Regions from separate parts of the Homo sapiens genome. Here region 2 is linked to region 1. Evidence: chromatin contacts called from ENCODE Hi-C or POLR2A ChIA-PET data. All regions are on one chromosome and are shown on one strand. Each heading gives the region's core, a stretch centred on a gene start or an enhancer-like site at or near the end of the contact. The rest is flanking DNA. Distances are from core to core; before and after follow the strand shown.

What was found. Hi-C counts contacts between places; a loop is a spot of excess contacts on that map. ChIA-PET counts read pairs that join two places held with the same protein, here RNA polymerase II (POLR2A). Pooled maps may share reads with other maps.
Region 2: a loop to region 1 is called in a pooled map, with 3 times the contacts of the local background. The contact joins the enhancer-like site here to the promoter of SLC66A1 in region 1. A Hi-C loop is called at or near these places in 2 of 50 pooled maps. POLR2A ChIA-PET finds 5 or more read pairs at or near these places in 2 of 52 experiments (A673 and GM12878).

The regions. Positions count from the first base shown.
Region 1 is chr1:19,308,514-19,315,027 of GRCh38, reverse strand. It overlaps SLC66A1 (solute carrier family 66 member 1), which reads right to left and starts at 2,702. Exons shown (of 8, transcript NM_001040125.2): 1 at 2,139-2,702. It overlaps AKR7A2 (aldo-keto reductase family 7 member A2), which reads left to right and starts at 2,884. Exons shown (of 7, transcript NM_003689.4): 1 at 2,884-3,201; 2 at 6,386-6,514. The coding sequence starts at 2,904. RefSeq lists silencers at 2,393-2,482, 2,563-3,202 and an enhancer at 2,794-3,293.
Region 2 is chr1:19,434,345-19,440,858 of GRCh38, reverse strand. All of the region lies in intron 1 of CAPZB (capping actin protein of muscle Z-line subunit beta), which reads left to right. It overlaps LOC124903869 (a long non-coding RNA gene), which reads right to left and starts at 961. Exons shown (of 3, transcript XR_007065525.1): 1 at 846-961. Within about 2 kb of position 3,883, at least 29 of the 41 ENCODE cell types and tissues checked have a DNase peak (open chromatin) inside an H3K27ac peak, as active enhancers do; they include A673, where a contact is called at or near this core.

The sequences.
Region 1 (6,514 bases), core at 1,453-3,952:
GCTGAGGCAGGAGAATCACTTGAACCCAGGAGGCAGAGGTTGCAGTGAGCTGAGATCGCGCCATTGCACTCCAACTGGGTGACAGAGCAAGACTCTCAAAAACAAAACAAAACACAAACAAACAAAAAAAAAACCATATAGTCCAGGTGAGAACTACACGTTTGCAAGGCCAAAGGCATTTCAAATCAAGTCCTCATGTTCTCAGCCACCACTGCCAACTGGGGTGCACCCCCACACCCCCTTGCAGAGTCTGAACACAAGGCTGCAGCTCATCCACTGCCATCCTCACCACTCCCCAGCAAGGTTGGGTATACTGTGCTCATTTGACAGGTGAGGCTGAGCAGCCCTGGAAGTGAATTAACCTGCCTGAGCCTGTCCATAAAATGGGGCTAACGACACTCACTCCTTGGGGCAGCTGCCCTGACTAAATGCACATAAAGCTCTCAGCCCTGTGCCTGACAACACATGGCAGCGACTGTTTTCAGGATGAGAGTCCAGCATCTCAACCACCTTGGGGACTCTCCCTCTCATTTCCCCCTTTCCCCAGGTTAGGGAGGAAATGAAATGGACACATCTCAGCATGTGTGTGTTGGGGGGTTGTCTCGAGGAAGGTACCTTGGTTTATGGCCCCTGCGGCCTCTCTCTCACTTCCCCCTTTCCCTAGGTTAAGGAGGAAATGAAATGGATGCACCCCAGTATGCGTGCGTGTTGGGGAGTTGTCTTGAGGAAGGTACCTTGGTTTATGGATCCAGGATACTGGGTGGGTGTCCCCCTGACCTTGGACAGGACCCATGTGCAATGTGGAGCTCGGGACACTCTGAGACACACCTGATCCCTGAACAGAAAGGCCTGGCTCTGAGGGCCATCCTGCGTAGTTCCTGTCACCTAGAAGCCAGGCATGGGCCCACATCCTGTTCAAACAGCTCTGAGCAAATGGATGTCCAAGGTTGCAATGGAGCTTGACCTCACCTGCAGGGATGGGAAGGACCCCAGAAGCGGTACCCTGGAATCACCCTTGGAGGGTGCATGTTCAAAATTTGGAGTCAGTGCACCTGGGCTGGGGCTTAGAGATTCTGGGTTTAAGAAGCCCTCCAGCGATTCTGCTCCATCTAGTGCACTTTGAGAAAGGTTGGGCTGGAGATGACATCTCCTGCCACACCCAAACTCCTCTCCCTGATCCCAAGCTGAGTCAGGGTGCTTCGGGCACATGATCACAGCCAATCATGTGTCCACCTTTGTCTACAGGATGAAGTCCAAATTACCTGAGGCTAGGCCTCAAGTTACTCCAAGAACTGCCCTCCCAACCTTATCTCCTGCCTCCTGACCCACGTCTTCAGTCATTTCAGGTCTCCAGGCTTCTGCACGTGCCATCTCTTCCCCTAGAAGTGTCCTGCTCCCCTTCAAGGGCCTGGTCATGAGATAAGAAGACTCACTTCTAAATTGCCCTTTCAAAGATGCCCCATGAGAGCTGGCTGGACAGGACCTTCCACCTCCTCCTCTCCCCTTGTCCACACACCTGAAGAACGCTACCACCGTCCTCTGCGACCACTGTCTTTGAAACGTACTCTCCCCACCCTGGGTTGTGCATTTCTTATTCTCCAGGTGTAAACACACCTAGAGGTTCAGCAAATGTTGAGAGACAGTGAGAGAAAGAGAGAGGTAGAGAGAAGGACAGAGTGAAGAAGAGAGGAAACGGGTGAGAAAGGAGAAAGGGTGGAAGAGAGAGAAGAGGAAGGAAAGGAGAAAGGAAGGGGAGAAAGCTGTGAGCTCGAACAGCCCAGGGTTGAGGAGAAAAGCACTCTGGAACAGACCTGCCCGATGCCTACCAGTCTGGAACTCAAGTGATTGAGCTTCGTAGTTCTCATCTGAAAAGTAGGGGAATAATGCAATACCCACCACCTAGGCTGACTGCAGAGTTAAATGAGACAATCCAGGCCAAGCGATTACAAGGGTGCCTGGCACTGGCACTCAACACCAACAGCCCAAAATGACTATTATTTGTTCTCATTGTAGCCCCTCCAGCGTCCGGGCACACAGGCGCCTTCAGTAAGCGTTGATTAGACATGACCTGTGACCCAGGCCCGGGACCCCTCACACTTCCAGACTCAGACTCTCCATTTACACGTTTGGAAACCTACCCTAAGCACGGCGTGGGAGGAGGCAGTGTAGGCCCTCGGTCCCTGCAGACCTGGGGAGATTGTGGAGGGAGGAGCGTCCCAGCTCGGGGCTACCACCCACTCCAGGCCTCGGCGTCCTCGGCCACAGCTCCCTCCTGGTGACTCAGCCCGGCGCGGGCCGCCTGTTTGGAGGGATAATGATAGGACAGCTGCTGGGGCCAGCGCCGCGAGGGCCCCTCGCCCGGCCGGCCCGGGAAAAACGAAGCCATCAGATGCCAAGGGGCCGGTCGGCCGGGGCAGGGCAACTCCTGGCCAGGCCAGCTCGAGAGGCCGCGCTGGTCGCCTTTGAGGTGGGGGGCCACTGGCTGCGGATTCCCGAGGGCCACCCAGTCCCGGCCCGGAGCCTCGTCCCACGATATCGCGCCACAAGGAGGGCGCAGGAGCCGGGACAGTCCAGCGGCCGGAGGAGAGGGCTGGAAGGATGTGGCAGGGAAGCCCAGGAGCCCCGACCCCCAGCCGTGAAGTTTGCCACCTGCCCCCGGTCCGGCTCACCACGTCCAGATCCGCCGCCAGGGCCCAGCTTCTGGGTCAAGGCCCGCCGGGTCAGCTGACCGCGCGCCACCGCCCCCGCGGGAACCGCAGGCCCCGCCCCCACGCCGCGCGCTGGGCTGACCGGGCCTGGAGGCGCCGCTGGGGCCGCGCCTGTTGTCCCCGCCCCCAACTGCCTCCGCGCTCCTCCCCGGCATGGGCGGGGCCCCCGGCTCCCAACGCGCAGGCGCCGCTGCTATGCTGAGTGCCGCGTCTCGCGTAGTCTCCCGCGCCGCCGTCCACTGCGCGCTTCGCTCTCCGCCGCCCGAGGCCCGCGCGCTCGCCATGTCCCGGCCACCGCCACCGCGGGTCGCCTCGGTGCTGGGCACCATGGAGATGGGGCGCCGCATGGACGCGCCCGCCAGCGCCGCGGCCGTGCGCGCCTTTCTGGAGCGCGGCCACACCGAACTGGACACGGCCTTCATGTACAGCGACGGCCAGTCCGAGACCATCCTGGGCGGCCTGGGGCTCGGGCTGGGCGGTGGCGACTGCAGAGGTAACAGTAGCTGCAGATCCTCCCCATGCATCGTGTAGAGCTGAGCCTGTCCCCAGCCGTGCACCACCCCGCTCGGGCCCGGCCGCGGGCAGCACCGACGGATTCGTCCCTCGCTCCCCACCCCAGGTCCACCCCGCAGCTCTGGGAACCCCGGGACAACTAGACAGTGCTTTGCCCTGACTCCTTTCCCCCACTCTCCTTCCCTTGGGAGTTGCAGCGCGAGAGTCTCCCCCCAGCCTGGTCTGACCCATCGCTTCCCACCTCCATTGATGCCCCCGCCTCCAAACCTGCCAGGTGCCCACAACCGGTCCCCACCCAGGCTCTCCCCCTTTTCTCTACCCCTTCGTTACCATCATCACGCATGCACACCCTGGGCACCCTTTTCTCATCCTGGCCTTTTCTTAACCACTAGAATTTGACCTGTGCAGCTGGCAGTACCTCTGCCTCTCTCAGGGAGAACTGTGGCGATGCCGTAAGGCTGGCTGGGAGAGTAGGAGTGTTAGGGAGTGCGGACGGGTCAGGGTGTAGGGACTTTCTATCCACTCTATGCCAGGCTTTGACTTGGGGCCATAGGAGGGAAAGTGATTCCAGCCCTCCACAGGGAGTTCAGAGTCTAATGAGGAAGATTGAAGTAATGATTGCTGGAGAGCCCAGAAGAGAGAGTACTTTAGGGAGCTGCAGGCCGGGGAGAGGCACTAGGGAAGGCTCAGCAAATGCTGGATGGAGCTCAGCCTTAAAGGCTCAATGGTAGGTTGGAGGAGAACAAGAGAAAGGAACATTAGAGTCTGTGCAAAGACTTGGTTTGGAAATGCAATGTGCGTGATGTGTGAAAGGAAGGCCACTGGGCAGGTGGGGCTTGAGTGGAGGATGGAGGGGACTGTCCCTCGTGAGCCTGGTGCCCTTGATAGCCCTTGGGAGGGTGCCTGGCACTCAGTGAGGGCCCAGGGAACGTGGGCTGTTACCCTTACCATGCTTCACCCACTGGACTATCCTGAGGCTGTTGCTCCCCACCCCTGAGGAGAGGTTCTCTCTGGGTCCTCCTGAGTCATAGCGCTTGGGGGGTCGGGGGGAAAAGAGGGCAAATGTGAATCTCAGGCCCACGCTGTTTCTAGTTCACCTGGCTGCATGTTGTTGTTTTTGTTATTATTATTATTTGAGACGGAATCTTGCTCTGTCACCCAGGGTGGAGTGCAATGGCACGATCTCAGCTCACTGCAACCTCTGCCTCAGCCTCCCAAGTAACTGGGATTACAGGTGCACACGGCCACGCCCAGCTAATTTTTGTATTTTTAGTAGAGATGGGGTTTCACCATATTGGCCAGGCTGGTCTTCAACTCCTGACCTCAAGTGATCTGCCCACCTCAGCCTCCCAAAGTGCTGGGATTATAGGTGTAAGCCACCACGCCCGGCCACGTTACATACTATTAATAATGAAGATTTTGTTCCTGAGTTGGTTTTTCTTCTCTAACCCTTCCCCGCTTCCGTCTTTGGGGCCAGGAGCTCACTGAACCAAAGTCCTCAGGCCAGGCCTGAGGCACAGTTCATGCCAAGAATGCCTGGGGCGTTGTGGGGAAATGGAGAAAATCTGGATGAGAAACTGTGGAACTTGTTCTGTCCCATATCCCAACTGATCTCGTGACACCCTTCTGAGCTACTGAGCTGACTTTGCTAAGTATGAAAAGTGCAGAATCCATCCCCCAACCAATCCAGACAGCTGGGGTTCTTTTTTTTTGTTTTGTTTTTTGTTTTTTGACACAGAGTCTCACTCTGTCGCCCAGGCTGGAGTGCAGTAGCACAATCTGGACTCACTGCAACCTCTGCCTCCCAGGTTCAAGTGATTCTCCTGCCTCAGCCTCCTAAGTAGCTGGGGTTACAGGCACGTGCCACCACGCCTGGCTAATTTTTGTATTTTTAGTAGAGACAGAGTTTCACCATGTTGGCCAAGGCTGGTCTCGAACTCCTGACCTCAGGTGATCCACCCACTTCAGCCTCCGAAAGTGCTGGGATTACAGGCGTGAGCTACCTTTCCTGGCCCAGCTGGGGTTCTTTTTTAATTTTTATTTTTGTAGAGGGAGGGTCTTGCTACATTGTCCAGGATTATCTCAAACTCTTGGGCTCAAGTAATTCTCCCTACTCAGCCTCCCAAAGTACTCCCAAACTAGGTTTACAGACTTGAGCCACTACATCTGGACCAACAGCTGGGGTTCTTTATAGGGGAAAGAATAGTGCAGAATTAACTCATTTCCAAGCTGCTCGGATGCAGAACACTGTTGTCATAGCGATGTGTCCCTACAGTGTTTGGATATATGCTCATGCTTCTGTGAGTCAGGAAGGGGAGGGGAGAATTATAATTACATTCTGCTCAGTTTGCCTTCTAAGCTCTCAAGTTGATCTCTACCACTGGGCCACATTTATGTGGCTGCTTCGCTTTCCTAAACTCTTCCAGGCCTGCCCCCTTGACTTCTTTCTCTATACTGCAGCCAAGTGTGAACACAGGTGACCGGTTCACACCCTGACAAAATCTGGAATGATCAAGTTCAGATTCAGTGGGATGGTATTTAAGAACTTTTGGGATGAGGTCTGTCCCTGTCTCTTGTCCTACGTCCCACTGCTCCTTGCTCTAGAATTTATGCTCTTATAACTTAGACTTGAAGGTTTGGAGCCTCACATAGTGTTTTTTTGCCTCTTTGACTTTGCATGGGTTCCCATGCTCTGGAGTGTACTTCCTGCTCTTCCTTGTTGGCTGGGACTCTGGGAGTGATCCCCTAGAGAAAGCCTTCCCTGGAGTCTCCAAGTTGGCTTCATGCATCTCATCTGGGCTCCTTGGCATCGTGTGCCTTTCCCTCCTGTGCTTACCATATTGTACCATCATCCTCTAGGGCTCCAGGAGGGCAGAGATCCATTGTGTTCAGTTCATCTCTGCATACTCAGTCTCTAGTGCAAGGCCTGGCACAGCCAGCAGGTTGGTGACTAATGATAGTTATTCTAATAGGTGAACATTGAGAACTCACATATATGACATTATTTAATCCCCAGGACCTCCCAATGAGGACAGTTTGATTATTATCACCCCATTTTACAGATCATACAATTGAGGCCAAGAGAATATTAGTAATTTAGCCAGGGTTACATGGTTAGCAAATGGCTCTAATAGGTCACTTAACCATTCCATTCTCTCTCCAAGTGAAAATTGCCACCAAGGCCAACCCTTGGGATGGAAAATCACTAAAGCCTGACAGTGTCCGGTCCCAGCTGGAGACGTCATTGAAGAGGCTGCAGTGTCCCCAAGTGGACCTCTTCTACCTACACGCAC
Region 2 (6,514 bases), core at 2,634-5,133, 120 kb before region 1:
TCGATCTCCTGACTTTGTGATCTGCCCTCCTCGGCCTCCCAAAGTGCTGGGATTACAGGCGTGAGCCACCGCGCCCGGCCTAGCAGCTATAACTTTTTTAAAACATGGCTTTTACTGTAATAGTCTGTCTTCAGGATGAACTGGAGTAAGTCAGTAGCGTTGGGTGCACGGATGCCTATCCAGACACTAATTCTGAGTCACTCTGCCCAGGGGACCTCAGCTTGGATGTCTGCCCAAGTCCCTTCCCCCCACACTGGTCATAGGAGCACAAACCAAACACCTAGCAACATCACAGCACCTTGCTTTGAATCTAGTGGTTGCCATTCAGAACGGTTGGCCTTAGGCTGGTCTGGAGTTCACCTTTTCACGGTGAGGAAAAGTTTGGACTGAGCTGTGAGGGTTGGATTTCAGGGGAAATGCTTAATCTGCATAAGAGAGATTAAATAAAAATAAAAAATTGTTTTTACATCATCTCTTCCAGTATCTATTTCTCACATATTCATTACAAAGGTGTATTTTATGGGCCGGGTGCATGGCTCACACCTGTAATCCCAGCACTTTGGAAGGCTGAGACAGGTGGATCGCTTGAGCCCAGGAGTTTAAGACCAGCCCGGGTAACATGGTGAAACCCCGTCTCTCCAAAAAGTACAAAAATTAACCAGACATGGTGGTATGCAAGCAAGACCCTGCTTCAGAAAAACAAAAAGAAAAGAAAAACAAAGGTATTTTGTATTAAGGTATTTCCTGAATGGTTCTGCCTTGAAGTGCTTTCTAAGCAGGTTATTAGATTTGCAGTAATATATGTATTTTACGTCAGCTGTAGGGAAAACCGGTAGCACCCCCACCTGGCCACGCTGTGGTCCTGTCCCGCTCTCTTTGTGTCTGGGCAGATGATGTGGATGGCAGCCAGAGAGACTGCTGAGGTTCTGGATGTTAGGGCCTTGATTCCTGCAAAAAGAAAAAGCACAAACAAAACCAAAACAGAATACTTGCAGGGGTTGCTCTCACGGGAATAAGAGGTGGTTTCTGAAATGGTTGGCGCCTATTAAGCACCCAGTGATCCAGTGGCATGAACCCCAGGGGACAGCCGAGGGCGAGTGGTCTCGGAAGCGTGCCATGTGCAGGACACAGCAGAGCTGGGAGTGTCAGCCGGGAGGGAAGCTGCTTGGAGGGAGGCTGAGATGGCTCACTTCAGGTGTCTGAGGGATGCCATGTGGCAGAGAACTTGCACATCCTTGAGGTGGTTCTGGACAGAGGACTCTCTGTGCTGGAGGCTGCAGTGTAAGGCAGAGCTGCCAAACAGCCAGCACCGCGTGACACAGGCTGACTGGGGACATGGTGCATTTTCCCCATAGTCAAGATCAAGCAGGGGTCAAAACACCTAGTGCTTTAGGGATTTCATACGGGGGAAGTGGGACTCCAAGGCCACTGAAACTGAGATCCCGTGGTTCTTCAAGAACAAAAGACCTTTAATTCAAATACTTTACTATTAATAATTGATACCATATTTTCCCATATGAGTACAAATGTACATGGGTATGTTCTACAGGAAGGAGGTTATAGTTGTCTAAGATGGTTTTAAAACTTTATTCCTGTAAATATAGAACATTTACAAGAGTGGGACAGTCTTGTGCTTTATCTCACCTTTCTGAGATGGGAGTTTTGGGGATAACTTCCAAGAGACGTGTTGCTTCCTGTCCCTCAGATGGGCCAGCCCAAGCCGGGAGGCTTCTTGGCCACAGGCAGCTCTCACCCAGGATGTGCCACCATGCTTCATACCTCCTGAACGCTTGTAGCCATGGGTGGAGCTCTGTGATGTTTACAACATGTAAGAATGAATCCCAACTGATGAGGGAATCTGGTTTCCATCATTGATTGGAAACGGATTCCTATCCCTTTCCCTTGCTCTGGATTTAATCTTCCTGTGAGAATGATCTAAGCCACTTTCCTCTATCAGAGGACAGAAGGGAAACCAGGAGAAAGGGAGGGAGCGACCGTTCCTAATGATCTCTGAGCCACCCAGTGCCCGCCGGCCCCGGTGGGGAGTCACGCACAGCACCTGTGTCCTTGCCTTCGTTGCACCCCTCCCTGTGTTAGAGAGCTGAGATCCTGATGTGAGTACCTCATGTGGCCTCGTGTGTCCTCTGCTGAGTCTCACTGGGAAGCAGCACAAGAAATGGATGAGGCGGAGCAGACCTGGCCTTGGAATCTGGCCCCGCGCTTAAGCGAGGATGGTCTTCGTGGCCTTTCTGAGCTTGGCTTCCTCTGAGTGGCGGGAAGCCTCATTGGTCATTTTTCAGAGCCCCTTGGTCCACTCCTCGGCACTAAGACACTTGAGAAAGGCTCCTCTCTTCACTCAGCATGCTATGGGGTTACTTAAGTTTATTTCTTAATTGAATTTTCTCATTAAAACCTGCTTTCCCAGATCTGTTTGGCAGCAGGACAGTTTCGAGGTGGTAGAAGAGAGGCCCAGCTTCCTCTGTATTTCCTTTCCCTGACTTTCTGGAGGCATTATCGAAGTACGCTAAGCCGCACGTAGCTGAAGTGCACAACTGGATGGCTTGTGTTTGTTTCAGTGATAACACACAACATCTGCCTCCCTGCTCTCCCCAGCCTCCCGTCTCTGATCGCGCACTCCCTAGTTTTCCAGCCTCTTCTTAAGCAGCGATTCCAGCTGGCAGCGCCGTGACAAGTGTTTCCGTAAGCATTCCCACGATCCTCTAAGTGAGGAGCATGACCTCGGAACCATGTGCCCGGTCCCCTCCCCTGACGTAGGAGGTAGTGGGAGGTAAGAACAATACTTGGATGGATGGATTCCTCGTCTGGGGCACTACTGGAAAGCTGAGCATTCGTAGGCCATCCAAATACGATCGTTCTCCAGGGATTCAAGGGTTAGAAGGGGAAAGCGAATTGATTTCCACCTTCGTGTTAGAGGAAGGAGCCTAGGAAAACAACCCCCTCTGCTTTTCCGAGCTCTCCTCCCGAGCCTTCTATTAGTTTTGGTCACAGAACTTATGAGCTAAGTATTTAAAAATTGGCAAATGAAAGCAACAATGTTTTCTCTTTGTGTCATGAAGTTCTCCCACTGGTGAGTTTTGAGGCTCGCTTTGCTGGGGTCCCTGGTAAACAGCTTATTCGGTTTCCCTGGGCTGGCGGGAGCAAGGGGAGGTGTGTTCCTAGCTTTGGAATACTAGAAGGGTATCTTGCTGTGACAGTACCTGGAATGAGTCTCGTGCCCATGGTGTTCTGTTCCTGATTGCTTTTCCAGTTTCCCATCAAGTCTTTAAGACTGTGGAAGGTACACAGGCTTTCGAGGCTAGCGGACTTAGCATTCTGTATTGACAAGACCTGAAGACAGGAAGCAATTGATGACATTTATCTGCTTTATTGGAAGTTAACAGCAACCCACCCAAACACTTATTTGGGAAGGTGTGTCTCCTGGGACTCAGCGGTGCGTGGCCTTGCCTGTGATTTTCGTTTGTAGGTGAGGAATGTACTGACTGGATGTTGTTAGGGTTATGATATCCCAGTCTTTGAGCTGGTCAGCACCTTCTCAAATTTCTCCCTCTCTCACTCTCAGACACAGGCTGAGGACTTGTGACATTTCATATATTCATGGAAGGCCTTCCTAGCTTACGGTTCCTTATTGCAAGACTGTTTGCTTTTAATGAAAGCTCTCAGTCAGCAGATTTATTTGTCTGGATGAGAAACCTTTTTATCTGTCATGAAACAGGAAAACACCTTTCTGAGAAACTGAGCATTTGGCTTCCTAAAGAATCATCATATCAGCCATCCCTGGGCGTCCACTTTGTAGAGGTATGTGCTGAAACTTGCTCAGCTTCGATCACTGAGCCTAATCCAGCCCTCCTTGGCTCAGACAACTGAACCATCCAGGCTCCACAGGTCCCAAGGTCTTCCTGGTGTCTGCAGTCCCAGCCACACTGCGGGTACACAGAGTCCAGCACTGTTTTCTGGAGGTTGGCAGAAGGCCAGCGAGGCCTTTGTTGTGAAATTGTTAGATTATATGCTTTTACTTTCTTGTTTCTTCCTCTTTTCTGTTGACTTAACATGTAGAATTTATGGAGCAGTGACTATGTCCCAGGTATGTGCCAGATGCTGAATGAGGATTACCCCCACATAATCCTTAAAATAACAGTATAATGTATGTATAGCAGTTGTCCCTCCTTAGCTATGGGGGATATACTCCAAGACCCCCATTGGATGCCTGAAACCACAGATAATATCGAACCCTATATGCTTTGCATTGAGGTGTGACAGCAAAACTAGCACAAATTTCTTTTCCTTCAAAATTTTAGATAGAAGACTCATTCTTACCATAGATCTTAGTCTCCGCATATAGTTTTTCCCTTCCTTTATTAAATTGAGAAATTGCACTTAAAGAAGCCCTTTTGTCTTCACTTCGGCATATCTGAATTGCTGGCATCACTACTCTTGTGTTTTAGGGCCATTATGAAGCAAAATAAGGGTAACTTGAACGCAAGCACTGTGACACCATGACAGTGGATCTGAGAACCGAGCTGGCTCCTGAGTGACTAACGGGTACATAGCTTGTACAGTGTGGATACGCGGGACAAAAAGATGATTCATGTCCCAGGCAGGATGGAGTGGGAAGGCATGAGATTTCATCACGCAGAACGGCGTGAAATTTAAAACTTCCAAATTGTTTGTGGAATTTTCCACTTAGTATTTTCAGACCATGGTTGACCACAGGTAACTGAAACTGCCAAAAAACAAAACTGCAGATAAGGGGTGACTACTGTGTTACTACCCTCATTTATAGATGGGGGAACTCGAGGCTCAGAAGAGTTTAGTGACTTGTCCAAGGTCACACAGCTGGGACCCGGTGGAGTCAGGATTTGAATGCAGACAATCTTGCTTTCCAACCTGTATCCTTAACTAGAGAGCGGTGCTGCCTTCCTCACTTGTGACTCAACTGTGCAAAAGTAGGTGCTAAATAACCCGCTCCTCTTCTTTTGGAGACTTTAAAACAAAGAGATGGCAGTGGTTCTTAGCACAGGTGGCCCAGCTGCTGGGCTCTGTGGAGTATTGAGTAGGCACACAGGTTCTGGGGTCAGATGCACCTGCCTTTGAACCCCAGCTCTGCCATCCATTTAAATGTGTAAGCTCACCACTCTCTCCGTACCTCAGTTTCTGCATCTGAGACTGATACTGGCACTTAACTCCTTGGTTCATTTTTAAGATTACATGAGATATTGGCATATAAAGCACTTAGAAGAATGGCTTAATAAGTTTTAGCTATTACTATTATAGCTGTGTTTTAAGCCCTAAGTCAGCGCCTGCCGTGCACTACCTGCTTAGTGAAAGTTGTTAGTAGCAGTTGGTTGTTGTGCTGTGTTTGGCAGAGCCTGCTTTAGGTGGTGGTGAGAGTCAGTAATACTGTCCAGGGCTGGGCTTAGTTCCTAGTTATCAAAAAGCTATTTTGGAACTGGAACTTGTTGCTTCCCTTTCTTTAATTCTTTTTGCTCATGGAAGGATGTTAAGCTCCTTCCTCAGCCAGCTTTCTTCTTGAGACATAACACTCAGCGTTTGATTGGGGATGGAAAGAAAGGTTTTGAGCTTGCGAAATATGTCTTGTTGGCAAGATGTTCACCAGCTCTCAGGAAACTTGTCTGTTGATGGAGGAATAATGTTTCCACTAGTAAAGATCATTTTGGCTTACCCAAAAGAACCAAAAAGGAGCGGCCTTGACTGATTTGATTTTCAGGCCCCATGTTCCGGGGCTACCCACTCTCATGCCTTTAGGGAATGTTAACTTACATAAGTGAGAGTGTGCGTGTATATGTTTAATTCCATATTATAATGAGTGTGTTTTTTTTTTTCCTTTGAGACAGAAAGGAAAAAAAAAACTTTTTGACTGACTTGATTATCAGGCCCCTTGTTCTGTGGCTACCCACTCTCCTGCCTTTTGGGTGTTTTGTCCCCCAGGCTGGAGTGCAGTGGCACAATCGTGGCTCACTGCAGCCACGACCTCCCAGGCTCAATCTGTCCTCCCACCTCAGCCTCCCAAATAGCTGGGACTACAGGCATGCCCAGTTAATTTTTGTATTTTTTGTAGAGACGGGGTTTTACCGTGTTGCCCAAGCTGGTTTGAACTCCTAGGCTCAAGTGATCCTCCCATTTCGGCCTCCCAAAGTGCTGGGGTTCCAGGCATGAGCCACTGCGTTGGCTAGAAACATTATAATCTTATGTTTTCTGAAATGAAGTTCTGTATAAGAAGATGGTGATAATACCTGTTTTGTATTTTTTTAACCCTTAAAAAAAAAAAAGGCTTACTCTGTTGGTCAGGTTGGTCTCAAACTCCTGGCCTCAAGCTGTCCTCTTGCCTCAGCTTCCCAAAGTGCTAGGATTATAGATGTGAGCCACCATGCCCAGCCAATGCCTGTTTTTGTTTTTTTTTTATTTAATTGAATATTTGTTGTTTTAGGAACTATGCTACTTTCTTTACACATATTTTGTGATATTGTTCTCAAAA